Regions from separate parts of the Homo sapiens genome. Here all the other regions are linked to region 1. A link is a loop called in an ENCODE intact Hi-C map of the cell type or tissue named here. Cell type or tissue: prostate gland. All regions are shown on one strand. Region 1 overlaps EPHA3 (EPH receptor A3). Region 2 overlaps EPHA3 (EPH receptor A3). Region 3 has its middle 69 kb from the start of C3orf38. Region 4 overlaps EPHA3 (EPH receptor A3).

Region 1 (8,000 bases):
TCATAAATTGGATTAACATTTACCTAGAAAGCTCTTTATATTGAAAATAGAGTATCCAAAATAAAACTGAATAAAATTAAATATTCATATTTATATACTACTTTTTTAAAGACTTTTTTTAGTAGCTAAGACACTATTTCTATGAAATGCATTTCCCTAAATATAAATATTCTAAATACTAGAGGAAACTATGCAATTGTTTAAAACTTAAAAGTAAAACTTGCATATGAATATTATAAGCTTCCCTTTGAGTAGTAGGCAAATGTTGGAGAAAATAAATAATCAATTTTTTCATTTTTAAAAATTACAATAAATTGGCATCACTTTTCATATATAAACACTTTTCCTCAAATAAGAACACACTGTGATTAAAACATTAATAGAGAACTAAGCTATCATATCATCTTTATAAGTTTTTTTGGTTTGGAAGAGGGTTTACATTTGCTTTTCATAGCATTTCATCATGCTAGACTAAATAATTGAATGCATTATACATTTTTGTAATTTAATAGCTCTCCTAATAGCTCACCCCTACATCCCCCCCCCACCCCGCCTCCATGGTTAACTGTGCTATTTGCCTGAAGGTAGGAGAAACCTTATTTTCACTATTTTATAACCCACAACAGTTAACACTTGACCTAGGTCATTAACAGGATTATCAGCAAATTTGTTTAAGCTTTTACTGACAATCTGAATTGCTACGATAATATTTTGAATGTCCCGTAAAGAAACTTTTTGTAACCTCTCAAAATCTATCACAAAATTAATTCATTCTGAATCTATATCTTTGTAAAGACTAGTATCTATAATAATAATTTGAGTGGTGAAAAGGTTCACTCGGATACCTCAATCTCTTTATTTTTATGTTTCATAATCATACTATTCCAGTCCTTGTCATAAATGAGCAATTATAAACTCTTTTAGATATTACATCTTCTAGTAATAACAATAGATTTATCAATACAAAACAGTTTCACTGTAACTATCAATATTTTTAATTTTATATTTTTAAATTATTGTTACTGTAGTTGATAGGGTTTTCTTTGCCTATTTTAAGGTTAAAAGTTAGTTGGATATACTTCTAATTCAGAAGTGACTGGACTTATAAAAGGGGAACTACATGTAATAAAACACCATTGCCACGTGTTAGATCATGGTTGTATTTTATATAAAGTTGTCTTTCCATGAAACACTAGAAATTGGGAGCTATAATGAAAAACACTTTAATACAAAAATTTAAAACAAAATATTGTACAGAATCAGATCTTAGAGAGTTATTTTTAACATTTTTTAGTAGGTTTAGGAAGTTTTTGGTAAAGTTTTTCATTTCTTGAATTGAATTATGGTTGGCTCGTTGGTCATATTAACAACTTAGTAATCTCACGTTGCTCTTAATAAGTTTATTATTAAATAAATGATTTAGTAACATTCTTTATGTATTGCCTACATTTAACATTCAAACTTTGGTGTGTTCCTTAAGGGTCCGACCATTTTTAATACTTTTCCACAATAAATTTCTTTCTAATGTTAAAATCCTTTCAGAAATTTAAATTTTTTTCGGAAATAAAATATATGCAATTTTTAAATATCAAATAGTTACTTTTGCAAATGATTTTTAAAGGCAAAATATATTTCCAAAATATATTTGATTTACTAATTTCAACACAAATGAAAAAAAAAAGAAGTGTTCTTGAAAGTTACATTTTCCAAGTCATAAGATCTTCAGGAAAATATTAATAAAACTTTCCTCAAATCATCAAACTCGATAAGGTTTTATAGACATTTACTAAAAAAAATCTGTGATCTGGGCTACTTTTTATTTGAATCATTCTTTCAATGATTCGGTTTGGCATAAATACTAGATATAAGGGGAAACGTGTATTTCTTGGAAGAACATTAAGTTTTACAAGTTATTTTCTGTCAAGATCCTCAACTTTATTTTTTAGCCTGCACATTTTTTCTTTAAAATATTTAATAAACCTTGTTCCTTTAATTCCTGTTTGAGAGAAGATTTAGAAGAACAGATGCAGGTGTCTCCTTTTGGGTTCTGTTTTCAGAGATCTGGATTTTATCATCACGGAAGGTCAATAAAGGGCTTTTACCAAGTACACAAGTAGCTTTCCACAGATTTTTTAAATAAAGGGTTGACCAGTAGTGTGAAACATTCATTATATTATTCATCCAGTTATACAGAAAACCAGGATTAGAAATTTACTTCTCAGAAATGTGGAAACCTTAGCTAACTCTTCTGTAACAACTTTAGAAATATTAGTAAAAGCAATATTGTGACATTTATAAAATGCAAAGTCTTCCAAGTCACAAATCAATCCACCTAGGAAGACATCCCTCAGTGTGTTCGGGGTGTGGATACATGTGCGCCACTTGCTTGATTTCATTAAGTCTGTTCCCAGCTGCTTGGTATCAGGTAGTTCTTGGAACCTGGCAGGAGGTTTTCTCCAGGAAAATCTGAAAGTCAGCAAGTTTTAGTTTGCCTCCTACCAGCTTCCTTTGTACAAAAAAAAAAAAAAAAAAAAAAAAAAAAGAGGGGAGGGTGGTCGATTACAAAGAAAAAAGTTTTTGCAGGAGAAAAGAAAATAAAAAAAGTTGATTAGAAAACTGGAGAAGTAGAGAAAAGCAAAGGTTTTAAAGCCAATGTTAATATATAAATCATTTGCTTAAAAGAAAGGCATTTATCACGTAAAACATCTGGCTAATCAATTTTTATTAAATCCCTAAAAACCCCGCACACTTAAAATGGGGTTGAGGTGGGGGGGGGCTGCATTTCTTTGTTTCTCCTCAAGTTTACACACTTTTGATTTTTTCCCAGAAGAAAATATTTCATCCAGGAAAGTTTTAAGAGTGACAGCCAAAAAATGCTAAAATGCTTCCCCCTTTGAATGTCTGGACGAATGCATGTGGAGGGGTGGACAGAATCAAAATCAATTCAGCAAATAAAGCCTCAAATTTGAAGTGATGTTATTAAACTAGAAGCCCTGAGTGTGAACATCCCCCAACCCTTCATTTTCTAAATCATGTCCCGCTGTTCCAGTCAAAGCAAAGGGTGAAAATCCACATAATCCAAACCAACATGGTGAAGTGAGAATAATAGGTGAGGAAGGAGGAGGAAAGCAAGTGGCAGCACTGTACAAACAAACTGTTGTGAATATTCCTCGCCATGGACAGGAGTAGCCACAGGAGGGGATAACTGCCTTTCTTCTTCTTCGCCTTACACTTTCCACATTTGATAATGCAAATTCATTAAATTACAAAAGTGTGTCATGCGAAATTTTAGCACAAAGCAGAGCCGTACGGGTAGAGACAGTAATGTGGCAACAGGGAGATGAGCAAGTGTTCCTTGCTGCCACCACACCCACCATCAGGGTGTCTTAACCACAAACTATTCTCCGCTAGGTCCAGGCTCGTTGGTGCAAAGGGAAAACAACGGTGTCTCTCAACAGTTCACTGCTTGCTCACTCTGCATCAAATTAAAGATGAGATCATAAAAAAACATCTCCGGGTGCGCGTAACGCAGTCTCAGCCCTCTGGAGGCCAGTGGGTTCTTTGTGCACAAGTCTCTCCGCGCCTGGCTGCCCAAGTCAGTTCCCGGAGCGCGACCAGGGTGCCACGGCCTCCGTCCCGAGGTAGGGTGGGTGGGCGAGCGCAGCCTGATGCTCTTTTGCTCCGGGTTTCTGCCCCCGGGCGGACGGTGTAGACTCTGTAGCGAGCGGAGAGCGAAGGTGCAAAGTTAAGCGAACACGAGCGCCAGGAGGAGACTGGAGCGCGCGAGAGGCAAACGTGCGCCCTCTGCCTGCTGCCGCGGATCTGCTGGCACTGGGAGAGCACGGCGTACTCCTTGCCACCTGGACCCTCCTTACCTGGGCGTCAGTAAGACGCCAGAGAGTCCATGCGCCTTGGACGGGCCTGGCAGGTCCTGACCTGAGGAATAGACTTTAATTCAGGATCTACGATCGCCCTGCCGCCTTTCGCATTGCTGTCAGCTAGGCTTTTCAGTTTGATGTCTGGAAGTGGCGTGTCTCTTTTCCATCCATTTTCATGGGTTCACCAGGTGACAGCCAGGGGAAGGAGATATTCTGCAAGGTTCGCTGCCGGATTGAGAAAGCATCTCTTACTGGGTGCGCTTGGTTGAGACTCACAGGAGTTGCCTCATACGCCCTGTTGTGCAGCTTGCTGATTTCTAACCCTATCCCTTTACTATTTCTTCATCTTTTGGGCATTCAACTCTTTTGGTGTCGCTAGACTAAAATGAAGAATATCTTTTTTTTTTTTTAGAAAAATTTTCTTTAAAACTACCTGCTAGTGCCACCTTTAGGCCCCTAGTAATTGCTGAGGGGATGTCAGTAAACTTTTCCCCTGTGCATATTCAAAAGTTGTCTGTGTTCTCCCAAAGCCCGTGTTTGACTGACACCATTTTATTAAAACAGGATTTTTCCTCTTCCAATATTGGGAGTAAACATGGAATGGGCAAGAGAGGGTTTTTGGGAGCTGTGCTATCGAGATAGCTTGGTGGGTGGATGATCCTGATGTTTCTGTGGCTGTGTTAGAACTTCAGTCTTTTTCATAAAAGATGATTTTGTTAAATCCTGTAGACTTCAAGACTAATATATCCTCAGTGCCGTGTTCAACACTGAGAAAATAATTGCTCAGTGCTCTGCTGGCAAATAGATTTTTCCCTTACATTATCATTCACGACTTACTGAACCTCATTTAATCGTTAAAGCAGCCCTAAAATAGGTAACATAATGTTTCCCATTGTTACAACTGAGGAAACTGAGAAAATGGATCATAATAAAGCGGTAACTAAGCCAAGCCCTCTCTCGTCTTTGTCTTTTGATTTTAACCTCATATGTTTTCTCCTAGACACAAATGACTATGAACTAGGGAGGCATCATTGTCAGGAAAAGCACTAGCTTCTCAACCTTAATCCCAGTGACTGTACTAATTTGTCTTCTGACTTTGCAAGGATAATTTAGAAACATTCAGAAATTTGTAGTGAAAAATTGAAGAAAACCATATAAATGAGGGTACTTTGGAACTGTAGTTACACTCATAAGTTATGATTATCTGCGTGTGGGGGGGACCCACTAAGAAACTAAGTTAAAGGAATTTGTTGTGGACAGAAGAGTAGATGAAAATATCTGTGATGACTTTTCTTCACACGTTCTTACCTCTGTGTTCCTTTCCTGACACTCAAACACTCCTTTCATCACCCTGGAAAGAAGATTTTGTCAGGAATTCCATACATACAGATAGTGAGGAAATTGTACAATATAACCAGAGTGTGATTATTTAGGGTTATGTGTAATAAAAATGAAGTGTGAATTAACAATTGGAATTATCTTAAAGGTCAGTAATAGGAGAAAATAGAACATGGTCCAAAAAGTAGACTTTAGTCTCTGTGGAAATTTCCCCCCGTTTAAAATATAATTTTTAAATTGCTTAAGATGAGAAAATAAATTTTAGTGATTTAGCTCTTCTTTCATAAAAGCACTTGTATTCTATTTAACTCCTGCCATTGAGAAAAGGTAGCTAAAACAGGCTTTTGAAAGGTAGCAAATTAAGTTGGGGGCAATTATATTTTTCATGTGGGTATTTTAGCACATATGTTTTGCATTAATTGCTGCAATAAATTCTGTTAACCTGGCAAAGAGCAAAAATAGCATATTGATGACATCAGGCTTCCAAAGCAGAAAGCAGCTTTTAGTATCTTGCTGTCTTCACTGTAACATTAAAAAAAAAAAAAAAAAAAAAACTAATGTGGTGGTTAACCAAAGAGTTAGCCATTCTTTCAAGCTATTGGCATATTTTCCATGAACAAAGTGAAGAATTAGCAACAAACTTTTTCCCCCTTACTTCCAGAGAATTCATGTCAATTACTCATTTTCCTGTTATTTGATTTTTTATATTCATATTTGTTACTCATTTTCCTATTATTTGATTTTTTTATATTTATATTTGGGTTTTCAGAACTCTCTCAAATCAAGGCAAATGTAAACTGACTTTAAAGGCTCCAAACTGAGCTGTCTTCCCTTTTAAGACAAACATCTTGACTGATTACATAGCAGGGCCTCAAAAGGGACTTAAGCAAATAGAGAATTGTGGGTTAATTTTATTACTGAGAAGTTTAGTTGGTCAATATCAAAACTGTTTCTTCTCGATTTTTAATACATTCATTTTGAGAAGGTTAATATAGGTTTTTTCAATTAATAGTTAAGAAAAATAGATGAATAAGATCTAAAGGTCCAGTAAGTGTAAACTGCCTCATGTAAGACTTTAAAATTTTACTTTTTGCCTATGATAAAGTTGATTGATTTCCAATCAACAGGAAATTGTAACATTTCCTATCTACCTCAGACTGACTAAGGGGAACACAGAGCAGCTTGTTAGCAGTTAACATGTATTTATTTCCTGATTTTCAAACGCAATTTAGCAATTAATAAAACTGTATAGCTTTTAAAGGGATATATTCTTTCATTGCATCTGATGGCAGTCTTCACACTGAGGGAAAGTCTGGGAAGCTAATTTGCAATGTCTTCCATGTGGATTATCTAACTAATCCTCTGGGTAAGCAAAACACCACTCACAGGAAAAGTCTATTTGCAGCACTGTGTGGTGTGTTATATCACCAACAGTATTGTCCTCTTACAAAACTGAGCTATTCCCAAACTGTAAGCAAAATTTAATGAATAAATATATACCTTTTGACCTCATTATGGCATAATTTTTTTTTGAATTACAAACAGGTGATGTGAAAAAAACAAAAACAACCATTGATTTATTTGTCACTATCTAATCTTGTTCATTTTCCCCAATTGTCCTCTAATCATCTATAATATTCAAAGGTGGCAAAAAGGCTAGAGTTATATACAAACTGAGATTTCTTTCCCCCTTGAATAAGTCACAGCTGATCATGGTAGATTTTGCTTTTTTTACAGAATAAAAGAACTGACAGCATCATAGAAAACTAGAACTAGAATTAAGTCAGATTGTTACTCTTTTATGAAATCTATAAACACCACCAAATCTAGTAACTGCCAAATATTGGAAATATTTTCAAAGATGCAGTATAAAAGGACATAGTATTTTTCTCTTGGTTTACTTTTACTATCTGGTTTACTATAGATAATTTAATACTCATTTACATTCGATAACTCAAAAAGATAAACTTAGAGGTTTTATTATAGTGTTCTTGACACTTCTGATCTAAATTATGATTTGATTGTCCTTGTTCTCTGAAAAAGAAATTTCCATGTGTAATTATATGTATTTCATCTGGCTAAACTAGTTAATCCATGCTTAACAATGGTTTTTTTCTATATTTTCAGATACAAGTGATTTTCTTTGACATTTGTACATTGCATAAAGAAAATTTTTCTTATCTTTCAAAGTGATGTTCCAAATCATACTAAATGTTTTAATATTCCCACAAGAAAAATAAAATGAGAGGAAGAAAACTAAAAAGATATAAAATTAGTAATATTCCTTTAAATTTTTCTTTCCAAAGGTGATCCTTTGGAAATTAACTAAGCATGTTTTATTTTATGTTTGGCCAGGTGTGTAGTAGGTTTACTACCCTAACCCTATTAGTGAAAACTTTGGAACTCTAAATGTAATGACAAAGGCACAACTTTAAGAATCATTAAAATGAGTCAAGAAAAGGGTTGATATATAACTAATTGCCTGTTACATAATGACTCATCTTTCATATTATAATAATTTATTGTCTGTTTATTTACCAAACAGTACTTATCTGAGGATTAGTTACCCACTAGATTTTGAAAAAAAATATCTGCTAGGGAGTGGAATGCTCTGTGCTCTTGAAGATGTCAAATTCAATGGGATAAATGAATCTAAAATAAATACTTATATAAAAATTGTTATAACATAGATATGAAAATTATGAAAATATGATATGAATCTTTAGTGGAGGGTGCAATTTAAGTCCCAGAACAGAGTCCCTGAGAGACAGGGAGAATTTTTTT
Region 2 (8,000 bases), 98 kb after region 1:
GGAACACAAATGTGAAATTCAAGAGTTAGAAAGTTTTTGCGTAAGTAACAGAGATCCCTAGAAAACTTTACATTCAAGAATGGCATGACAAAAGATGTAGTTTCCTGCAAGAAGTAAGCAAAATGGGGCATAAGAGGAAAGTATGGACACAGAGATAACAGAAACAACTGGTCTAATAGTTTTAGGATCATAAGTAACACACACTTACGATGCTAAGTTAAAAGCTTCTCAAAATTTGTCCTAAGGATCACAGAAAATAGTGCTTCACTGTTCTCAAAAGTCTGAATGCTTTTAAAGGTTTTTACAGTGATAAAAGTTGTTCTAAGATAACCTTAACTGCTATAACAACAAAACCCCAAATATCTATCTATTTCTTGACTAAGAAAAGATCCAATGTGGGTGCAAAAGGCTTTAAGAATCGAATGTTTGCCATGTCTTCTGTTTTTCACACATAACTTGGTTTTATATTTGGCGGGAAGCTGTGGGGTGAGGAACATTTCTATTTTTACTTCAAATTTTTTTTTCATAGTTCTGCAACACATGTCCATTGAAATGACAGTACATTAAAAAATGTCATGCATGATGATACATAGTAAAAATATCATTTATATTCACTTTATTTTACCTTATATCAATTTTACCAAAAACCTGGCACAAATTGGGAAAAGATTAATAAGCATGAATTTTAGGCAGTATTATTAATTTTTTCTTTTTTAAACTGAGAAAAACACCCAAAAACATATGAGAAAATAATATTATAGTGTCATTGGAGACAACTGATTTGAGGTTTTGATCCTGGAATGTTTGATTAGGCTCTATTAACTGCTAAGTGTCTTTTTCCTGAATATTCAACAAACTGTAACGCAATTGAAATGTGTTCATCAAAATTATAAATTACTTTATGTCCATTAACTCAGAGAACCTTGCAAATAAAAACTACAAACAAGAATGTTTTTAATGAGTAAATGATGATTTATTATATAGAGATGGCTCTGACACCCTTATGTTGTATTCGTTATTATCATTAATTCTGCCTCACTCTCTGTTTCTCTTTGATTCTTCAGTGGGAAGAGATCAGTGGTGTGGATGAACATTACACACCCATCAGGACTTACCAGGTGTGCAATGTCATGGACCACAGTCAAAACAATTGGCTGAGAACAAACTGGGTCCCCAGGAACTCAGCTCAGAAGATTTATGTGGAGCTCAAGTTCACTCTACGAGACTGCAATAGCATTCCATTGGTTTTAGGAACTTGCAAGGAGACATTCAACCTGTACTACATGGAGTCTGATGATGATCATGGGGTGAAATTTCGAGAGCATCAGTTTACAAAGATTGACACCATTGCAGCTGATGAAAGTTTCACTCAAATGGATCTTGGGGACCGTATTCTGAAGCTCAACACTGAGATTAGAGAAGTAGGTCCTGTCAACAAGAAGGGATTTTATTTGGCATTTCAAGATGTTGGTGCTTGTGTTGCCTTGGTGTCTGTGAGAGTATACTTCAAAAAGTGCCCATTTACAGTGAAGAATCTGGCTATGTTTCCAGACACGGTACCCATGGACTCCCAGTCCCTGGTGGAGGTTAGAGGGTCTTGTGTCAACAATTCTAAGGAGGAAGATCCTCCAAGGATGTACTGCAGTACAGAAGGCGAATGGCTTGTACCCATTGGCAAGTGTTCCTGCAATGCTGGCTATGAAGAAAGAGGTTTTATGTGCCAAGGTAAGAGCCTTCTCTATTTTTCTTTGAGCAATATTTCTCACCTATGAGTTTATCATAGTGTCATTAAATGAAATGCACTCAGTCTCAACTCACTTGGCAGGAAAACATGCCTCAAACTGACCATAGTCTATTTATGGACTAAAATTAATTCCATTTGATGTGGTAATTCATGCTTTGCTGTAGAAATATTAATGTATTTGATTATACAGTGCTGGCCTGCACCCTGTAATAGGTGTTATACATGCTATATTTAAGTTTTTCTGCTGTTTAATAACTAAGGTAATCTAATTCTAGACCACCTGGAAGAAAAACATTCTATCTCTTTTATGTAGAAAGTTGAGAAATCTTTAGCACTCAGCTAACCTAATTCTAACAGAATTAGATACTGTGGTGGTTATTTATGCTGGTGCTCATCTATCTCATAGCAATATTTACTTCATTGCTATAAAGTACAGTCTTTTCTTCACTGACATCTGGGTATCAAATACATGTTTACTTACAAGAGATTAGTGCTTTTAGAAGATTATTTGATTTAAAAATCCAGAGCTGATGCTTCAGTGTTTAATGTATACAGGCATGATTTTTAAGTGTCTTTTGCACCATGATTTGGCTCGTTTTAGTGCTCAAAAATTATTTGTATCATCCGTTAGGCTTGAATGCATATTTGATATTAATATAATATCACAGAACTAGAACTCTTTAATCAAATTAATATTTATTAAAATCGCTTTATATTTTAAGTGGAATCAATTAAAATATCATTTTATATAAAATTATGTATATCAGCTGTGCTATATCATATCATAATTTCACTTAATCCCAAAATTTACTTAGCATTAGGCAAGGTTTTATGCTTAAGAACACACTAAAATTGTTACTCAAATTTTAAATAAATAAATATATAGGAGAAGTTAAGTATATTGTCCTTGAAATTTTGTCCATTTTAATGCCCTTGCTTGCTGTTACACTCTGTCAAGTCTGGTGTTCTACTCCTGATCGCATAATCAGTCACTTTTCTCAAATGCAAGTGGAATAAATGAGACTACTTTGCATATAAATTGTCCTCTTTAAATCTGGACAGAACATAATATTTTGCTTTTGACTGTAGACATGGTTCACAGAATAAATTCCTCTTCCTCTTCCTCTTCCTCCTCCTCCTCCTCTCTCTCCTCCCCCTCCCCCTCTTCCTCTTCCTCTTCTTCTTTTTCTTCTTCTTCTTCTCCTTCTTCTTCTTCTTCTTCTTCTTCTTCTTCTTCTTCTTCTTCTTCTTCTTCTTCTTCTTCTTCTTCTTCTTCTTCTCCTTCTCCTCCTCCTCCTCTTTCTTTTGGCTAGGTAGGATAGGAAAAAAGAAAGCTAAGAATAGTAAATGGTAAATTTTTCTCTTTCAATGACTGTTTAGAGAGAGAAAATAAAGGAGGGTAGAAAGAAATATTGGCGACTAAAGAACGATTTAAGAATCGCATGCCAAACAAACTCCAAGAAGCACCAGGAAGGTAAAGAGTACTTATTACAATAAATTTGGTGAAATAGAAATGCATATAAAAATAACTATGCAAGCTTAAACTGATAAGGAGTGGTATAAAAATTAGTAAGGAAGGTAAGAAAATATGTGTCATACCGTTTACTAGGAATTTATCTAATATATTTTAAAATATGACTTTTATTTAAATACATTATCTCTCATATTTGATGAAAGAGAAGGATACTGTAATATATTTTCTTTAATTTACCATGTATATAACTTAAAATTTATTTGGACCATGTTTCTGGGATCTGGGCAGACTTGCTGGATTTTGACAGCATGGTCAAATGGCAGGTGGGGTTGTTTTTTTGGGGAGGATGTTCATAAACCTCCTTTTAAAAGGGTAACACTGAAAAATTAAAATTATAAAGTGACATACTAAAACTGAGTCATCTGGCATTCACTTTCAAGCATTGACAATATTTTACTTGATTTTTTCATTTGGATATTTCATATTTTTTAGATCCCAGCATAACTCTTCTTACTGGTTTTCTCTTTTTAAGATTGGAAGTGTGGGAAAATTTTGTATTAATACCAAGGAAACATCATGATTTTTTTTTTTTGTTCTTTTTAATCCAGCCTAATGAATTATGTTATCTGTTTTGGTTTAGTTTGGAGGGGAGAGATGAGGACGCTAATGGCTTTTTATATAGTCAGTTAATTACATTTGAGCCAGATAGCAGAAGGTTACTATAAATATTCCTTCTCATATAAACTTTGTTTAGACTTAGTGTACCAAATACCTTATTAATGTCACTGAAGAATTTGTTGCTCTGTGCTTTATCTCTGCACATTCATTGTGGAATGCTAACTTTATTCCTTCTTCTTTTACATTAGCAGCTAAATAGAAAAGTGTGTTTGATGTGATGTATGAAGACACCTAGACTTTTTGATGACTATCCAAAATTATATTTGTTTTACTTCTGACTTAGGATACCAGTTCTTACTCTCCACTCATTTCTCTGTTAATTCAGAAACTCTTAAAACAGCTGCCAAAGTTTCAATAACAGGATAATTTTAAGACTCTGCTTGCTCTGACAGAGGCGCTAGAGAAAATTGAAAACCTTAGTATATTCTTCACACCTACTAAGTCTGTGTGCACAATCAGAAGGCACCCTCTGGAACTGCAAGGTGCTCATGAGTGTGAATGAACTCAGAAGCATTCCTTTCTAGTTGTTTTTTGCCTGGAAGTTCCTTAAGGGGAGACACCAGAAATGTCTTTTCTTAGAAACATCTTGCTTAGAACATAGCAGAATCTAATTGAGTAGGTTCTCAAGTAGATACCTATAGGATGTGTAATTACTGTGAGATTTCTATATTTCTATACCAACTATCCATTCTTAGAATAGAGGTCCTGAAGAGAATAGACTTTACATTATTTATCTTTGATTCCACTACGCCTTTCAGAATGCATTGCAAATAAAGATGTTAATTTTATCTAATTTGAAATAAACATATTTGATTATTAGGTCACATACAGTTGCAGCCAGGCAATAATAGATTCATCTGACTTCTCGTTAGAATAACGAATAGATGATGAAGTAAAGGAATAACAAATATTTTTACGGTACCAAAGATCATACTTTTTTCTTTTATGAATTTATGATGCATATTATCTTTCTGCTTTAAAATAATCAATTGTTTCTAGATTAATACCTGTAATAAAGCAACCGTCTAAACAATTTTTGTAGATGCTGAAATAAATGTGGCATTTTTGTCCCTTAAATTTACTGATCTAGTGCTTAAAGCATTGGCTCACCTCGTAAAGACTACCCTATAATTATCGAGATTCTTACCTTCGGTTATGAAAAATTTCCTTTCTCTGAGGTTAAAATGACAGCTGTCTATTTCCTCTTTGCCTTTAGCAGTTATACATCCATTGTTTTTCCAACCAATGAATTTATTTAAATAAAAAGTATGGCACTGATAAGTAATAAGATAAATAACTTTAATATAACAAATTAAACAGATACATTATAGCTTTATAATAGCTATCAAGCCTCTGATTTATACAAGATTCTATGTCTTCTCATCAATTTATGTACATGAGCCTAATGCCAAAAAAATTTCTGCACTTGTCTTCAAATTACAGTTTGCATTTAATTGTTCTATTTAGCCAAAAGCTCTTGTCACTAACAAGTGTTTGAGGGCTTGGGCTTAGGAGTCCTAGGAATGCAGCTTATTAATTTTGTGGCTAAACATTTTGAGCCTTAGTTTCTTCATCCACAAAAGGGATGGGCTTCAAAATGGCCAGTGGATGTATTGCTTAGTCCACTGCACAATATACAGCACTAGACACAAGGTATTTGAACGTCATTATTTTCAGTCATCAGAATCCCTGAAATGTGTTACCTTCCTTGTTTTCTTGTTTCAATACATTTTAGAACATTTAGATATGATGAAATCACCCATTCAACAGCTTACCTTAGACCTTAGACATATTTTAAGAGATAAAACATGTATTTAATGAATGTATATATTTGTGTATTCATTATTTATTCATTGATTGCCCACCTTCTTCCAAACAAGGATCCAAAAGGATTGTGCTTTTCTAAAGAGACATTTTTTTTGTTCAATTAAACCTCTAGTCTATTAAACCATGGGTGATATTTCCTCCATTATCTTATTGTTAAGTGTTATTTTTCTTCCAAACAGCAGTCACGCTTGATTTTTCCCATCTGGTATTGGACTCAGTCTCTTTTTTTTCATAGTATGAATCTTCCCACTGATTTTTCCAAAGTGCCTTGAGTTTATAAATGCACATTTTTATATTGTATATTCAGAAAGACTTTTAGGTTTTAACTGGTTTGATTTAAGAAAGCATGATTTAGGAAATAAGCAAACAACTGCAATGCAAAAATAAAATTAAAATGCTACATCTCAAAAATGTTAAGCCTAGGTTTTGTTCATATTGTGTTTGTGTCCTAACATTCCTTCTATAAAAGACGAGTTTAGTTAGTTGGAAAGGATATACCAATAAATAATGCCCTTGCCTTGAAAGAATCATGTGAATCAAAAATAAGTAAGCAACTAAGAAAAAGAAAAATATATCTGTTGAAACATTTCACCTGACTCTGGATAGAGCTAACTTATCTATTTACTTTGCTTTAGGTAGTTATTATGTATACTTAAGAATGGCCCAAATACTATAAAGGCAGTGGAGAAGCAGTATAAGTTGTTTGAAGTATATGTCAAATGTGCTTACACGAATTATTATTATGTGATATTACTGGAAATCTGTGATCAAATTATGTGAGTGCACTATCTAAAAAGTAGTTAAAGTAAAAACTTATTTTTTAATATGAAAAGTGAGAGAAAGCAAGGGAATATATTTGGTTTGTGACTTCTTAAATATTGTAGCTCATTTTTGAGTCTCTATAAAAACAATATAAATTTAAACCATGGATTTGCAAGTTTAGGAAAATAGAAATGTGAATTCTTTGTTCTGTATATACTGCAAATCAGATTATTTTGAACACTCAGACACAATGTAATTGCAAACATGTTTAGGAGAAATATGTCTGTGGTTAAATTTAGGGAGTAGAGCAAATTCATATCTAAGCATTTGAATACCTCGTAATGAATAAGTTAAATGATCAGCAATGAACCACTATAACAGGCCTTAAAAATCACAAGAAGTTCCATAAATGTTAGTAACATTCTTACGCAGGATTACAATTAAATAAGACTTACAGTGTTTTAGTAAAATATGAACTGTTTTACCTTATGTGGGTTAACTTTAGTAATATAATCTCACCAATTCTGTTCAGAGGGAAAAAATCTTAAAACACATTTTCTCTTTAAATAGGCATTTCACTCTACTTAATCCCAACCTAAAAGATGATTTTATAGGTCATTATTAAAGTATACTTCTAAAGCTCTAATTTAACTCACAGGCATTCCTTATCAAATGGCTGTGGGGTATCTGCTTTATAGTATCAAGTTCTTTTCATTAAATTATTATTCTTACACTAAGTTCTTTGGGCTTTTAGATGCTTTGACTGGTCTAGTGTTTCAAATGTGCAAATAGTAATTTAGGTAATATCTATATGCCAAGTGTATAATCTTTGGGAAACATAAATAATGTGTCCATTAAGCAGTTTATTTGTTTGAGAGACTATGGTAATGTATGGGTTAATCTTCCCAGGACAGTATTCACTATGAGCATCTGAGGCATCAGAAAATAATTTTGGTTGCAGAAAAAAAGTAGCTCTCATTTTACTTGAAAGGGGTTGTTTCCATCATTTCATTTTCAGTTTTCTGTCCAAAGGAAGATAGAACATTGCTTTGTAGACAACTCACTAAATATCTATTAAATGTAAACTTACCTGTAAAGTGATTGAAATTGTCCAAGAAAAAGACATATCTAAACTTCTTTTTTCTGTGAAGGGTGGGATATTGGTTATTGTGAATATGTAAAAATTATAGTTCTCCTATCATCTTAATGAATATTATCTTGTCAGCTAGCTCGTGAATCTGCCATCATAATTTACTGTCAAGGCTGGTTGGACCCTAAAGAAAGTCTTGAAATTCCTTTTCTTTAACTTAAGGTGTTTTATATGGATGACCTTCCTTAGCTCTGATTTGCTGCGTGCCACTTTGTTAAACAACTTCTGTTAAAGCATACATGTTATATAATTTATGGCTTTTGTAAAGAACATTCATCTTCACTTCAAACTTATCCTTTTTACTCTAACTATTCAGATACTATAAAAGCTTCTGTGTTTTCAACTTTCAAGATGCAATGTAACCA
Region 3 (8,000 bases), 900 kb before region 1:
ACTGGAGTTGTGGAGAAATAATGGAGATTTCACATTAAAAAATAATAGGCATTGAGGCAAGGAAAATATTTAGTTTAATATAAAAGTAATAATTTTTCCTTAGTTCTTTCATTTACTACTAGCTTATCTTTTAAAATATATCTAGCATGTATGTTTATAAAATATAGAACATCACATAGAAATATATCACCTTTCTCTAAAGCAATGTTAAGCTTTCATCATTCATTTGTTCAATCACTAAATACTTATTGAGCATCAACTATGTACCAGGCACTGTGCAGGAGATGATAATAATAGATGGTGGTGGTGATGAGGAAGAGGCACACAGGTAGAAGAAAGCAAGGAAGTAAAGAAAACCAAAAGAAACAGCCAGAGAGACCAGGGAATTGGAGTATGTTGTCAAAAAGCCCTAAGAGAGGGAGTTCTTTTTTTTTTTTTTTTTTAGAAGGAGTGTCACTCCATCGCTGGAGTGCAGTGGCGCTATCTTGGCTCACTGCAACCCCCACCTAATTTTTGTATTTTTAGTAGAGACAGGGTTTCACCATGTTGCCCAAGCTGGTCTCAAACTCCTGACCTCAGGTGGGCGTCAGGTGGGATTACAGGTGTGAGCCACTGCGCCTGGTCTGAGAGTATTTTTAAAAAGTGTTTAACTGTGTCGAAAACTCTGAAGGAATTAAGAAAAAGGATACTGAACATTTTTCATTATATTTGCTAATGTGGAGGTCATTAGTGGCTTTGCAAGAATAGTTTTAATGGAATAATAAGAGCTAAAGCCAGATTAAAGGCCATTAAGAAGTGAGTGGAGACAGCCTGTGTAAACAATTCTTTCGAGAAACTTGACTCTCAAGGGCAGTACCTCAGAAGGAATATATAGTCAATGATTTTAGAAGTACATTAAAGGACCCAAATTATTTGCTTTTTCTCCCTTTGAGAAGAATTCTTTTAGTTATCCTCCCCTAGATTTTGGGCTGGCCTTAGTGACTTGCTGACCAATAGAATGTGGCAAAATGATGTTTCTTGGCTTCAGAGGATAAGTCATTAAAAACTTTGCAGCATCCACCTGGACTTCTTGGAGTTTTTGCTCTTGGAGCCATGAACCACCATGTAAAAAGTCTGAGAACTGAGATTATGTTCTGAGGAAGCCTGGGCTAGACACATGAAGAGGCTACATAGAGAGAGGTACCTGGATAGCTCCATCTGTTCCAGCCATCCTAGTGCAGGCAACAGGTCTTGAATGGAGAAGTCATTGTGATCGCAGCCTCAGCAGAAGTGATGTGAAGAACTGACAAACTCAGCTCACCAGGCCAAATGAGGCTCCAGACATATGGCCCCAGTTGAGCTATACCAACCATCTTGACTCTGCTGAAACATCCATTATTATGGAGCAGAGAAAAATCATTACCACTGTGCTCTGCTCAAATTCCTGATCTACAGTATGATGAACATAATAAAATAGTTGTTGTTTTATGTCATTAAATGTTGAGGAGGGTTTTTTCCACAATGATAAATAACTGGAAAAACCTTACACATAGTAGCTGTTCAACAAATATTTATTTAATTTAATAGTATGATTCACAAAAATTCAATTTATTTGATTTATTAAATGGAGCACATGCTTAAATTGGACATATATATAAAATGAAATTTTCTTAAGATGAATGTGTAATTCAGCATTCCAATCATTTAATTGGTCATTTGTCCTACTAGTCAAAATTGGTGAAAATTTTTATATTCTTAAATTATTTACACTCAAATTATTGAAAGTTTCTGTATTTTTAAAGCAACTTCTATATACCCAAATTTTGCAAAACGTTTGATATTGACTTGATCTATACTTACTTTGTTCCAAGAATTATTCTAAAGGCTTGATGTGTATCAAATCATTTAACCTAAGAACAACCATACCAGGAAGGTATTATTTTAATCCAGATTTTACAGAAGAATAAATGGAAGAACTAAGAAGTTAAATAATATTGTCAAAGTTGTACAGCTAATGCCTGATCAAACAGGGATTTGAATCCAGGTACTTGGGCTCCGCAGCTTCTGGTCTTGCTAGATGACAGTCCTAGCACCCGCTCCTTCCCCAACACATGCATGTTGTTTGAGTCCTTTTTTCTCAGCATCTGGATGAGAAAAAGTATAGTTGATGGAAGTCCTTGAGTAGCAAGATTGAAGGAAAGTGAAGGAAAACTTTGGAACTGGGGGCACTTCCCAGGCTAAGTGTAACAGTGATAGGTTAAGGAAAAGGAGATGGTTGCTCAGAAAGACGAAGTCAAAGAAGCTTCCTCTTTTGTATCTCAGCCCAGGTCTTATCTGTACTCCCTCCTGTGCTGAAATGATTGATCAACTGAGCCTAAGTCAGTTCCAAAATGTATTTAAGATATGCTCCAACATAAAATCTTTTAGTCTCCAACATAAAATCTCCTCCAACGTAAAATCTTTTAGTCTCATTTTACTTAGAGCTTCCTATACATTTTGGCTATGCTACATAAGGCCTGAATGTTAGGTCACACGTCCAAATACAATTTAATTGTTAAGCTTCGCAGTCTTACATACATACAACTCAATATTCACAGTCAAATTTGTGATAAGTACAACCTCCCCTTTCTCCCAAAGTGGCATAATCACTGAAATACAGGCACTATACTGTTCTTCAGGAAGTTCTTGGCAGCTTTCAAATACTCCTCAGCAACATTATCCCACATCAACCTTCAAGGAAATGACACTGGACTGCTACCAAAGCTTTGTTATGTGTTACCCAGAAATATGACTCTCAGTGGTGAATTCTTGTAACTTTCTCTAAATGGATTATTCCCATCTGGAGAAGCATTATGTGTTAAAGGTGACTACTGATAGAGGTGGCAAGAGATAATTCCATAGCAGGAAAAGCAACTTGCAGTATTTTTTATGTCAAATTGACTTTATCCTAGTGAAAGGATAGTATGTGAAATAAAAATATCTTAAAAATGGAATTGTATAAAGAATAAAATGTCTCTTTTTCTACACATTTATTGATATGATTTGGTGGTGTCCCCAACCCAATCTCATCGTGAATTCTGGTTCCCATAATCCTCACGTGTCATGGGAGGGACCCAGTAGGAGGTAATTGAATCATGGGGGTGGTTACCCTCATACTGTTCTTGTGATAATGAGTGAGTTCTCCTGAGATCTGATGGTTTTATAAGGGGTTTTCCCTCCTTTTGTTCTGCACTTCTCCTTGCTGTTACCATGTGAAGAAGGACGTGTTTTCTTCCCCTTCCGCCATGATTGTAAGTTTCCTGAGATTTCCCCAGCCATGCTGAACTGTGAGTCAATTAAACCTCTTTTCTCTAGAAATTACCAAGTCTGTGGTATGTCTTTATTATCAGCGTGAGAATGGACTAATACGTTCATTAGATTACATTTTGGATAAAGCAGGTGTGATCAGCAACACTCTCACCATCAAGCATATCTTTGCTGTAACTCCCTTTGAATAGGAAAGAAAGTATCATTGTATATGTGTATGTAGGCACATGTGAATTTATCATGTGGAGGAAGCAGGACAAAGAAGGGGAAGATGAGGCCATAAAAGACAGGCATATAGGCGTCTGTGCTGGGGGAGTAAGCGTAGAGGTGCAAAAGAAGAGGGAGATTAGTAAATAATAAAAGGAAAAGTCAGGTTGTAACAAGGGACTAGGATGGTGATCCTAGTTAGCGGACAAAATAGTTTCTGAAGGCTTCTGTAAGTGAGGATTAGACATTTTTATTGATGGGTACTTGAATTTTTCTCCTACTCTATTTTCAAATGAAGCAGATTAATATTCTTGCTTCTTATAAGAAAACTTTAGTTTCCAGACAGTGATAATTTTCACAGCATGAAAATGTTACATAGTCTTCTGACTAACCTCAGTTACTTAAGTATTGTAAGGTTCTATTTTCAGGTATCATCTGTTTTCAGATACTTTTGCTATAGTGATGCTTCAGGCATCATTTTCTTATTTTTAGGATACAATGGCCTCTGGGTTTCTGCCATTCATTTTCTGACTGTGGTATCCAAAACCATTCGAACAGAAGGTGCATGGTGGCACACACTCTCAGCTGTGGACCCGTGTCGTTCTCAGGCTTCCTCCTAAGGACAGAGCCCTGAATGTCATCGTGGGCCATGTGCTTCTGAAAGAGAGCTCCTCCTTTTCAGCCCTGGGGGATGTGTCTTAAGTAATGGTGATTCAGTTCACCCAGTTATTGGTTTAAGCATGTGCATGTCATGTGTTCTGGCCAATGAGATAGAAGGAAAAGTCATCTGGGGATGTGTCAGCTCTTAATTTATTGCCTCAGCTCTGAATGCATCCTTCGATACATGCTCTATGATCAATAACAGAATTCCTTTAAGATTTTCTCTTTAAAGTAAGTATGACACTAAGCATTCTCAGTAGAGGGCGCTGGAGAAACATCGTAGGAGGCAGAGGCTTCATGCAATTGCAGCCTGAGCTGAGGAGCGACTGTGTGGTTGTGGGTACTTGGAGTGGAACCTGCCTGAGCCACAGGTTCAGAACACGATTTCTCTGTGACCTTGTCGTCTTGGCCTGGAGATGAGCTGGCTGGTCTGCATGCAGCTGCCTGGGACCCAAGGGGTAGCCCCCTGTGCAAGCCCATTCCCACCAGCCCACAAGCTCTGAAGGTCTTTGCCCTCCACTGGGTGGGTGGGGGTGGGGTTGGGGCTGCTGAAGGTCTTTGCCCTCCACTGGGTGGGTGGGGGTGGGGTTGGGGCTGCCTGTTTGCCTAGCAACTCTAGATCAGTGCAGGTCTGGCTAAACTAGCTAACTTTCTTGCTATCCAGTGGCTGAAGCACACCTTTTCCAACAAGGCCTGGATTCCTCAGATTGTCCATGTCTTAAAGTCACTTTTATTATAGCTAATAATTTTTATTTTAAACTTTCTATATTTAACCTACTGTGTGATTTCTATCTCCTGATTAGATTCAGATTGCTACAGGGGGTTCCTGGGAAACAGCTCTTTAGTCATAAAAAGCAGTGAATGAATGAGTCTTCCCTTTTCTGACTCTGAATGTTAATACCATACATGTAACCCCCAGAACTACAGGGTTCATTTTTAGCCAATGGGAAAAGCCAAGGAAAGAACCTGGATTTCTTTTTTTAATTTTAAGTAGATATGAGGGTCTTGCTATGTTGCCTAGGCTGGTCTCAAACGTCTGGGCTCAAGTGATCCGCCCATTTTGGCCACCCAAAGTGCTGGGATTATGGGTGTGAGCCACTGCGCTCGGTCAGAAACTGGATTTTTGATGACATCATCATGCCCTTGATTTGACCAACCCTGCTGTGGTCCTCAAATGAGGTTGTGAGGGGTGAGGGTGGGGAGAAGCACATACCCTTATATTTAGGCTACTTGGGGTTGTGATTTCACTTACTTGCAGGACAAAGCACTCCAACAAAAATGTAAAATATTCCCTTGTTTAAAGTCATCATTAGTCTTACTTTCTTTTTTTTGAGATGGAGTCTCGCTCTGTCACCCAGGCTGGAGTGCAGTGGTGCAGTCTCAGCTCATTGTAACCTCCACCTCCCAGGTTCAAGTGATTCTCCTGCTGCAGCCTCCTGAGTAGCTGGGAGTACGGGTGACTGCCACCATGCTCAGCTAATTTTTGTATTTTTAGTAGAGACAGGGTTTCATCATCTTGGCCAGGGTGGTCTTGAACCCCTGACTTCGTGATCCTCCCGCCTCGGCCTCCCAAAGTGCTGGGATTACAGGCGTGAGCCACTGTGCCTGGCCCAATCTTACTTTCTTTAAAGCAGTCACATTGTCTCTTGGCAAGCCTGGTGAGAACATCAGTTGTTACCCTTTTCATTCATTAGATTATATTACCCATCTTGCTTAACAAATTCCAGAAGAGCTCTAGTTTCCTTTCATTGTCACAAATATTCAAGTTCCTCATATCACAAAGTTACATCAGCATTTCTTTTATTCTTTCAGGTTAGTTTTCTTTTTCTTTTCTTTTTTTTTTTGTGTGTGTGACAGAGTTTTGCTCTGTCACCCAGGCTGGAGTGAATTGGCGCCATCTTGGCTCACTGAAACCTCCACCCCCCAGGTTCAAGCGATTCTCCTGCCTCACTCTCCCAAGTAGCTGGGATTATGGGTGCCACCACCATGCCCTGCTAATTATTTAATTTTTGAACTTTTAATAGAGACAGGATTTTGCCACGTTGGCCAGGTTGGTCTCAAACTCCTGACCTCAGGTGATCCACCCGCATCAGCCTCTTGAAGTTCTAGGATTACAGATGTGAGCCACTGTGCCCAGCCTCCTTTCTGATTATGTTGAATTTCTACTAGTTTTTATGGCCAAAAAAAAAAAAAGCCATTGACAGGAAAGCCCTGTGAGTTATTTCTTTGGAGGATAAAACATGTTACATGTCAATTCTTCCTCAGAAACCTGGAATGGCCTCTCTTCCAGGAAACAGACACTTCCCTCACTTTCTAACTTCTCTACTTTCACACAACTGGGTATAATGCTTCAATATAAGGCTCTGCTTAGAATGAATACTATACACACACAAGTTAATAAAAAGAGAAATACAGCACTCCAAGGCCTATTGTCTCACACCACCTGTGTCCCATGATGAGTACTTATAATTTACATCCTTGATTAAAATAAAATCTTTCCACAGTGGAGTGGGCTACAGAGAAGAAATCTGCCATATGGCTTTTACAGGTGTCGTCTGCTCATCATATTGTCATGGCATGGCTACTTTGCTCCTTGTTTACAGTATGTAGTTACTGCAGTTTCCTTTGCTTTCTGTGACTTCCTGAGGCTTCCTCCAGAAACATTTCCAGCACTCTAAGTATCACCAGTCCCTCCCTGTTGGAGCTGGTGACTGCAAATTCTTTGTTGGAAGAACAAAGGTCTTAAAATAATTCTTCCCATTTCACTCTACTCAGTCATCCTCCTTAAGCCCCCTCCCCTGCTTAGGATAGTGCATCTGATTATTGCTTCTCCTGTCTCTTAATGCCAGAATCTTATCCATGAGCCCCTCCCTCCCTCCCTCCCTCCCTCCCTCCCTCCCTTCCTTCCTTCCTTCCTTCCTTCCTTCCTTCCTTCCTTCCTTCCTTCCTTCCTTCCTTCCTTCCTCTTCTTCACAGAGCAGCTCACTCCACACTCCTTAAAGTGAAACCCCGTCTCTACTGAAAATACAAAAATTAGCGGGGGCATGGTGGCACGTGCCTGTAATCCCAGCTACTCAGGAGGCTGAGGCAGGAGAATCGCTCGAACCCAGGAGGCGGAGCTTGCAGTGAGCTGAGATCGCGCCACTGCACTCCAGCCTGGGTGACAGAGCAAGACTCCGTCTCAAAACAAAAACAAAAACAAAAACAAAAACAAAAACAAAAACCACTGCTTTTATTCTGGGCACTAAGGGAACAGATGTCCCTGAATCCCTTCCCAGACAGACCTGGTGGCCTGCATAAATATACTTCCATCTTGCATACATATTCTAGAGAATGATGACATGCATGCTTTCTATGGAGCTACCTAGGCAGTTAGGCTGCTCTTAAAGTTCATCAATGCCTTACTCACAGGAAAGGGAGGTTCAGACTCCTTGAATGTAGAAAGTTAACTGGTGTTTGCCTCGAAAAAAATAAAATTCAGGACTTAGTTAGAGGAGCAGGAGAAAAGGAGAAAAAAATAGGGCTGCTTTTTTTTTTTCACCTGCAGTGCTCCTCCCTTGCAATGCTTAAGGACACCTGCTAGTCTAAGAAAATGAAGGGTAAGATCCTGAGTATTTAGTGGACTGTGAGAGGAAGAAGCCATCAAGATGGGATTGCGAATCCCAGAATCTGAAACTCTTCAAGAAGCCACCCCAGGGGAGTGTCCTCAACATTTGTGTGCCCAAAAATGTAGTGCAAAATCATCATAACAGATGACCTTCTGATCAGAAAAGTCTTGATATTTCACTTTTAATAATCAGAAAAATAAAGTCTGTGAATGTACTTCTTTGAAACTCATAGAAGCCTTC
Region 4 (8,000 bases), 200 kb after region 1:
ATAGTGGTACTGCTATAAAGGTCTGTAATGAAGATTAAATAAAATGCTGGAGCGATACCTGGCAAACAGTAAGCATTTTACAAATGGTTGCAGTTATTATTTAAGAAATTATTTTAAGGACAAAAAGTGTATACATATATGATGCCCCTCCCTATGTTATAAAATTAAATAAAATGCATTTCAGATTATGGATTACAAAGAGAAGAAATATAAAATGAAAGCATTTAACGTCAACACATTTCCCTTTGTTCTCCTAACTATGAAACTTGATAAAAGAGTGCTGACATTTTGAAGAAATGGACTTTTTGGTGAATATTACAATTTCTTTGTTCTTGCTTTTGACATTTACTATTTCAACCAACAATCTAAGTGAAACCATGCAAACTTTGGTGCCTAAAATAGGGACAAAAGGTGGTGGTGTGATTTGAGTAACAGAGGAGGATTTTAAAATTCTGCATTTTGTTTCCATATATATCATGTACTTAGCCTGGAAAGAAATAAATTATAATCATAATTGAGTCAAGATATTTTCAGAATTTTGAGACATGCTCAAGTTTAACATTCTCTCCAGTGCTAGCCAAAGGACCCAATGGATTTAGAAGATTCATGGTCCAAGCCATCAACTGTCTCTTAAAATTCATGTTTATTATTCTGGCTTAGTGAATAGGGATTGTCTTTCTTCAGCAAATGCCAGCTCTGGAATTGTTTATTGAGTGTCTACATCATTAAAACTTCCAAGGGACTCTTTGACCTCAAGCGTATGTTTCCTTGGCACAGACACTTGTATTTTCAACACTTCGGAGCTGGCAATATAACTTGGAATATTTTGTATTTAATGTCTGAATAATATCCTGGGATTTGTTGTCCAATGTGAAATGGCCAAGAATATTGAAGAGTGGCTTTGAGGATGACACAAGTAGGTATGATTTTGTTGAAAAGGTGAGAAAAGAGGGGCACAGAAAACAAAAACAAAATCCTTAAAGAAAATTAAATAACAAATAAAAGACATAGAGGTAGAAGTATAGAACCTATATAGTTTATCAAATCTTTGCACCTCAGTTTTCTATGGTCAGCACATTACTCCCTATGTATTTCCTGGTTTCACTTCTTTCAGGACTTTTGGTCACATATATTTATAACCTCTGATAATAATATAATCAAAATGTAATGTAAACAATATTGCTGAAGGACTTAGTGCACTTAAAGATTATAATAATGTTTGTCTTTGATTTTTATTTATTAATTCCATGCATTTCAAGAAAACTCTGAAGTTGGGGAAGACGTTTTTTAGAGAAAGCTTAAAATGTGAGAGTTCATTCGCAGTTACGCAATTCTGGTTTTTTTTTTTTGTAGATTTATTAAGATTTTCTACATACACAGTCATGGTTTATGAAATAAAGACAGTTTTAATTATTCCTTTCTGATCTTATCTTTCTTCTTTAAATTGTGTGCATTTTGCCTCAGTTTTTTCCGTTTTTAGCTTGATATATTTATAAGTATTATTTTTTCTTATTATATTGATATTTTCATTATACCCGTTATAGTTTCTTTTCTTTTCAATTTTTATTTTAAGTTCAAGGATACATGTGCAGGTTTGTTACATAAGTAAACTTCTATCATGGGAGTTTGTTGAACAGATTATTTCATCACCCAGGTATTAACCCTAATATCCATTAGTTATTTTTTCTGATGCCCTCCCTCCTCCCACCTACCATGCTCCAGAAGGCCCCAGTGTGTGTGGTTCCTCACCATGTGTCCATACCTTCTCATCATTCAGCTCCCACTTATAAGTGAGAATATGCGGTGTTTGGTTTTCTGTTCCTGTGTTCGTTTGCTGAGGATAATGGCTTCCAGTTCCCTCCATGTCCCTGTAAAGGACATAATCTTGTTATTTTTTATGGCTGCATAATATTCCCTGGTATATATGTACCACATCTTCTTTATCTGGTCTGTAATTAATGGGCATTTAGGTTGATTCCGGGTCTTTGCTATTGTGAATTGTGTTGCAGTGAACGTATGTGTGCATGTGTCTTTATAATAATATTATTTGTATTCCTTTGGGTATATACCCAGATATTATTATTTTCCTTGAATCCGTTTTGTGCAATAATAGAGTTATGCCAATTATTTTATTTTACAATATGCATAGTAATCTTCTTTAATCTTTCCACTTTCAAATTATTTTTGTTTCTAAATTTAAAGTATCTATCATTTCTTACAGATAGCATATAATTGGATCTTGATTTTTAAATTTAATCTGACAAATTCTGCTATATGTTTGAAAAGTTTCATTCCCTCACATTTAATTTAAACAGTACATTTGGCTTTAGGTTTGCCATTTGCTATTTGTTTTCTGCTTCTCTCAATGATGTTTCGTTCTTCTGTTTTTCCTTTAATCTTTTGTTTTTGTTACACTGTTAGTTTAACAAAATGATTAGTAAATATGTAATTTTCAATCCTCCATTGACCTTCTTGCATTATCTGTTCATATTTTCTCTAGTGATTTCAATGTTTATCTGTAACTTATTACAATATACTTCAAGTGGGCACTAAATTACTTCTGGTTAAATATAGGAAATTTTCATAAGTCTATGTCCTCTGTAGGTTCCATGCTGTTGTTTCCATATGTATTATATCATATATTTTATAAAGCCAAATATACAGTCTTATGTTTACTTTAAAGTAGTCATGTGACTTTTAAACAATTTGAAAAGAGATATATTAGTGAATGGTAACAAAAAGTGAATAAAAGCAAAAATTATCACTTCCCCATTACACCTGTCATTCCAGCCTCTAAGTACTACATATTGTTGTTTAAAACTGTCAGCAGTAAAATAAAAAGAAATATTCTCTTGTTATCATGGCAGGTATATATTTTTTATAAAGTAAACTATTCTTTTAAGAATTTAAAATTTGATTTTTTTAGTGGGAATAACTTAGAAGTAAGTTAATTTTAATATTAATTTGATGCTGTATGTACACACACACATGAAGAATTAATGTTGTGTAATACTTTTCATTTGACTAGGCATCTCAACATGCCCTTGTCCATTTGGTTATATTTGAGGTAGCTGCTATCATGGAATTTTTCACAGAAGTCAAATATGTTTTGAGAGGTCAATTTCACTATCTCAAATCATATAGTCAAATTTCAAATTTTGTCAAATTTAGTTGCTATCTTCACCATAAAATAATCAGCACAAGGTCAAATTAATGTTTGCCCCTATATAAAAGCTACTTTTCTATTTTCTAAAGTTTCTGATCAGTATTTTAGGTTTTGTTTCTTCTCATAGTGATGTTAGAGGTATGTGACTAACTTTTTTATATAAATTATGAGGATCACATGGGGGCAAATAAGATTTTTTTTTCAAACAAAGATCTTTAATAGTGTGGGAATCAATGCTAATGTGATACAAAGCAATCTATACTGTATTAATCAAAGATCCAAAGCACCCTGATTATAAAGAGTGAAAGCTCATGCAAATAAATTATGAAAGAATACAAATGAAGACACACTTACATGACTGCCTCATTTCCAGAGCCTGGTGACAGTCCTGCTGTTCTCAGCATGCTGCTTCATGATGACCTCATCAGTAACATAAGATGCATTCAGCTATCTGGCACCTAGATGGCAGCCTACAAAATCTAAACACAGTGATTTCAAATGGACCATAAAGCCTGGCTAAAATCTTACAAATTAGTAATAGAAATACCTGTTACATCATGACATCATTTGGGTACACTCAGCAAATTATTCCCTGATGGAAATTATTTGAAAAAAATATATATGCAGTTATGCGTTACTTAACAACGGGAGTACATTCTAAGAAATGCATCCCTGGGTGATTTTGTCGTTGTGCAAATATCATAGAATGTACTTACACAAACCTAGATAGTATAGCTTACCACATACTTTGGCTTTATGGTGTAGCCTTTTGCTCCTAGGCTACAAATCTGTACAGCATGTTATGGCACTGATTAGTGTTAAGGAAATAATAACACACTGGTATTGTGTATCTAAACATATCTAAACATAGAAAAGGTATAGTAAAAATATGGCATTATAATCTTATGGGTCCACTGTCATGCACGCTGTCCATCATTGACTGAAACATTGTTATGTGGTATGTGACTGTATATATTACATATATGTCATATATATTTTTTATATATATGGTTTGTGTGTATACAATGTGTGTGAATGTGTGTATGCAAAATACTTATTCCATTTGTTAAAATATAATATCTTATAATGACAGTGTATGCCTACAAAGATGAAGGTGAATAGAACAGCAGTTAAGGAGCACGGTTTGTTTCTGAATCAACTATAGTATGTGATGAGACGTGGTGTAAGTGCTACAGTTCAGAGCTCAGGGAACATGAACACTTCAGGGCACCTTCAGGGATTAATGAAAGCTCTTTTTGTCCTGTGGATGATAGCGATTCATACAAATGTGTTACCATTGATTTGGCTTAAAAATCACATTTAATCATTTTTTAGGAGAATCTTCCCTAAAGCTAAATAAATATCACTATCCCTTTTGATTTAGGATGCTTGAAATCTGTGAAGAGAAATTTCCTTTTTAATAAAAAAAAAAAAAAAGCAATCTTGTCCACTTAACCATCTCAGCTTAGCAGTTCTGAAAGGGTTCTTTTTCTTCAGGCCTCATGCTGGATTTGCCTTGCAGTTAGTTTCATGGAGAAAAAGCAACAATGCTAAAATTATAGGTGCCAGTAAGTCTAATTGTGATAGATGATGCATGGTTTCAGAAAAGGGATTTATTCTTATTTCAGAATGTCAAATTTAGTTGACATTATTCCTTGAGAATGGAAAGTTAGGACCTGGATCCCCTGAATCATCTCTAAAGTATTATAAGAAAAATCTGTTCCCTGAGGTACTTATCAGTCAAGGGACAGCCTGAGTGTGGTGACCCACATGTAGAGTCAGGGAGAATGGATGAATCATAAAAAGGTCCACTTGAAATGCCTTTTTAAATACTTAATATAAATGTAAAAGGCACTCCTTGAAAAAATAACGCAAAAAATAAGTTGCCATAACCCACAGCTTGCCTGGGACAGAATATGAAAAAGAAAGCGTTCATCAGTGCTGTTTCAAATACTATAGCTGGCACGAAAGTAGGCACAGGAGGAGAAAATCACCCTGAATTATAAATGTTGTGTGCTATTTTCATGGCACCAGGTGGGAATGTTAACACTTAATCAGTCTCTCTGGCACTATTTCCCATCCATATTGCCAGCTTTATCACCATGAAAGATGCTTTGATCCTCTTCTGTGGTGTCAAAAACAACAGGCCACAGCATCAATGACATTCCAATCAGTGGGGCATCACTGCGCATTAGTTTCTATCAGATATGACGTTTCACTAACGCATTTTGACAACATCTGGTACAATACAGAGGTCTTTCAGAGTATACACTGTATATATATGTGTGTGTGTGTGTGTGTGTGTGTGTAATATATATATATATATATATATATATATATATATAGAAAAGGGTATATACCTTTTTCCTATGCCCTAAAAAGGAGATTAATCACAAAGCACTTCTCTTTTACTGTTGTAGATTTTGAAAGCAGGAGGAAAAGTTCTCTTTTAAATATGCTACAGTTTTCTCTTTGGTGATACTTAATGCTCTCTTATGGAAAATGAAATTCTTAGATTTCTAACATACTGGAGAGTTACCTTATGTTAAAACAATGCCTTTGAAAATAGGCATTGTTAAGATTTGCACGGAAGTATCAGTTGTGAAATATAACTGTTGTGTAATGGCAAAATCTTTCTTTTAGTAAGTACCTCCTTTGTATCAGACACTTTATGAATGGTCATTTCAATGTTCACAACCACTCTTTGAGGGAGATATTTTTGTACTCAGTATAAATATATGAAAATAAGTTCAGAGAGGCTGAATAACCTTTCTAAGATCACTTAGAAAGTGTCCAAACTCTGATGCTCCCTGAGATCCAACTTACCGTACCATATCCATCCTACTGCCACTCAAGGCTGCCCTCCTTTTTAAAATCTACTTAACCAAACGTTAAATTATTCTATAATTAGACAAATAGAAATTTTTGGCCATAATTAAAGGAAAAATGTTGCAACATGATATCAAATGATGGTTATAGAAAATCAGATTAAAATAGTTCAAAACATCTCAACAATTAGATTTTTCTCTTGGTTTGTCATTTCTTTTATTGTTTACTGATAAACTCACTAGGTTTATCAGCTAGCAGGAAGAAAGACAACAGGACTTTTCCTATTGATGTGGAGCAGATGCAAGATAGATCTGGAGCACAGGAAAATTTCAGATCTGGATGTGTTTAAATCTGGCCCTGCACTGCCAATAGGAAGAGCATGACATTACTGGCAAATGGGGGTGGAGAGGGATATGTGTAAATAGAGGGATAAAGCAAAGTAGCAAAATATTATAAAATGAACTCACAACATACTCCCTGATTCCATTAAGGCCAGTCTTAATCTCTATCTATACCATGATAAGCTGTATCTTGCCATATATTGACCTGAAAAGTTAGACCTATGATATATTGTAGGTAAAAAACAAATAATCATTTTTGCAGTATAACATCAAAGAAATGTTAAACCTTCCTCATTTCCTGCCCCAAATGTACACATTTTAAAAAGTAATGCAATATATTTATATTAATATATTCTATCCATTCAATATATAAAAGTTAGCCTAGACACTTTTATGGAATATTTTTACAATAAAAAAGTTAGAAAGAGAACATTTTGTATTAGATCAAAAATAATTCAAAGAAATGAGGTAATGCATTCTTTTGTATCACTTCTACATAAGCAATAGTCTTTGAGGTTTCTAAGTGGCTTAAAAAGAGATTTGATAAGTTAAAATATTGTCTTTTCTCATTTTATAGCCAGAGAAAAATAGTACTTGTCTGGAATATATATAATATTGCACACGGGGTTAATTAGGTTAGGAATGAATTAATTTGTAACAATTTCCGTTATTTGACAGGCATCAATAATATAGCAGCATATTACATGCGTTCCAGACATCAGCATACTTCCATGACCCAGTCAGATTCAATTTGGAAAAACCTTGGATCATATGAATATTTTATTATTGATTTTTGTAACATCATATTTTACAATCAGTTCTGGTCATAAAAGACCATAATAACTTGAAGAGATATTTTAGAAAGCCATATTGTTGATGAATGGAAAGTATGCTTTCTGCAGTGAAAAGAAAACTTACTGTCTTTTTCCTGAGACAAAATGTCAAGGTATAATTTGTACTTTATTAACAGCTATCAAGGAAGTTCATTTTCTGAGCAATTTTTTCATCCTTTGATTTGATATTTTGGGTGTGGGGCATGGGGGTATGATGATAGTTTGTATTTCTTGGTTGTCCTGGCTACTTTCAAATTCTTTTCATTTCAGACTATTTTCTGTTGAATGATTTGACTTCTCCTAAAAATCTTTCCGGTATCCTGGCCCTCAATCATTTGCACATAATAATCCAATAAAGTATCAAAGTTTGCAGTAAATGGTCAGACGGCCGGCCAGCTTGATACAGAAAGGTTATGTTGATGGTACCCATGTTTAAATGCATTTCATTTCCAAACACATGCTTACATTCAGCAGAAACCTAATTGTAGAACTTTTGCTTATGGAGATGCTAAGCATAATCTATTGACCACGTATAAAAATACAATAATGACATCTCTAAAGAATGGTAGAGTAAATCACAAGACTTGATATTAGTTATGAGTTTTCTTATACTGTCTGTATTTGAAAATGTGTAATACTTGACACAAATACTGTGTTAGTTACATTTAAACAATTTTGTGAAATCAGAACACACACACATCCTTCCCCAGAGGAGTGCAAATATTGATGTTCTGTAGGCTCAAAGAATGATTGCTCAAATCCACATTTCCTTGGTTTTCTTACTTACCATATGTTATTCAGAATATTTTGCTCTTAGTTATGCTTTTGATG

Evidence for each region. Hi-C counts contacts between places; a loop is a spot of excess contacts. Peaks named below come from ENCODE experiments on the same cell type or tissue, not always from the same donor. Only the 100,000 strongest peaks of a DNase experiment are listed, where the experiment ranks them.
Region 2: a loop joins it to region 1, with 4 times the contacts of the local background. A loop is called at or near these places in 3 of 110 quality-filtered maps.
Region 3: it touches region 1 in a loop (4-fold over the local background); 42 of 110 quality-filtered maps call a loop at or near these places.
Region 4: a loop joins it to region 1, with 3 times the contacts of the local background. A loop is called at or near these places in 2 of 110 quality-filtered maps.

Annotation. Positions count from the first base shown.
Region 1 is chr3:89,110,972-89,118,971 of GRCh38, forward strand. All of the region lies in intron 1 of EPHA3 (EPH receptor A3), which reads left to right. Among named protein-coding and RNA genes, the nearest start is that of EPHA3, 7.4 kb to the left of the region's middle. RefSeq lists a silencer at 3,713-3,822. In prostate gland, a CTCF peak has its summit at 3,809; a DNase peak (open chromatin) is centred at 3,800; H3K4me3 peaks cover 999 bases; H3K27ac peaks cover 4,389 bases.
Region 2 is chr3:89,208,796-89,216,795 of GRCh38, forward strand. EPHA3 (EPH receptor A3) reads left to right here. Exons shown (of 17, transcript NM_005233.6): 3 at 1,065-1,725. Among named protein-coding and RNA genes, the nearest start is that of EPHA3, 110 kb to the left of the region's middle. In prostate gland, no CTCF peak of the experiment used is centred here; no DNase peak of the experiment used is centred here.
Region 3 is chr3:88,215,033-88,223,032 of GRCh38, forward strand. No RefSeq gene overlaps it. Among named protein-coding and RNA genes, the nearest start is that of C3orf38, 69 kb to the left of the region's middle. RefSeq lists an enhancer at 4,332-4,501. In prostate gland, a CTCF peak has its summit at 4,434 (motif pointing right); no DNase peak of the experiment used is centred here.
Region 4 is chr3:89,311,030-89,319,029 of GRCh38, forward strand. The region is part of intron 3 of EPHA3 (EPH receptor A3); the gene reads left to right. Among named protein-coding and RNA genes, the nearest start is that of EPHA3, 210 kb to the left of the region's middle. In prostate gland, no CTCF peak of the experiment used is centred here; no DNase peak of the experiment used is centred here.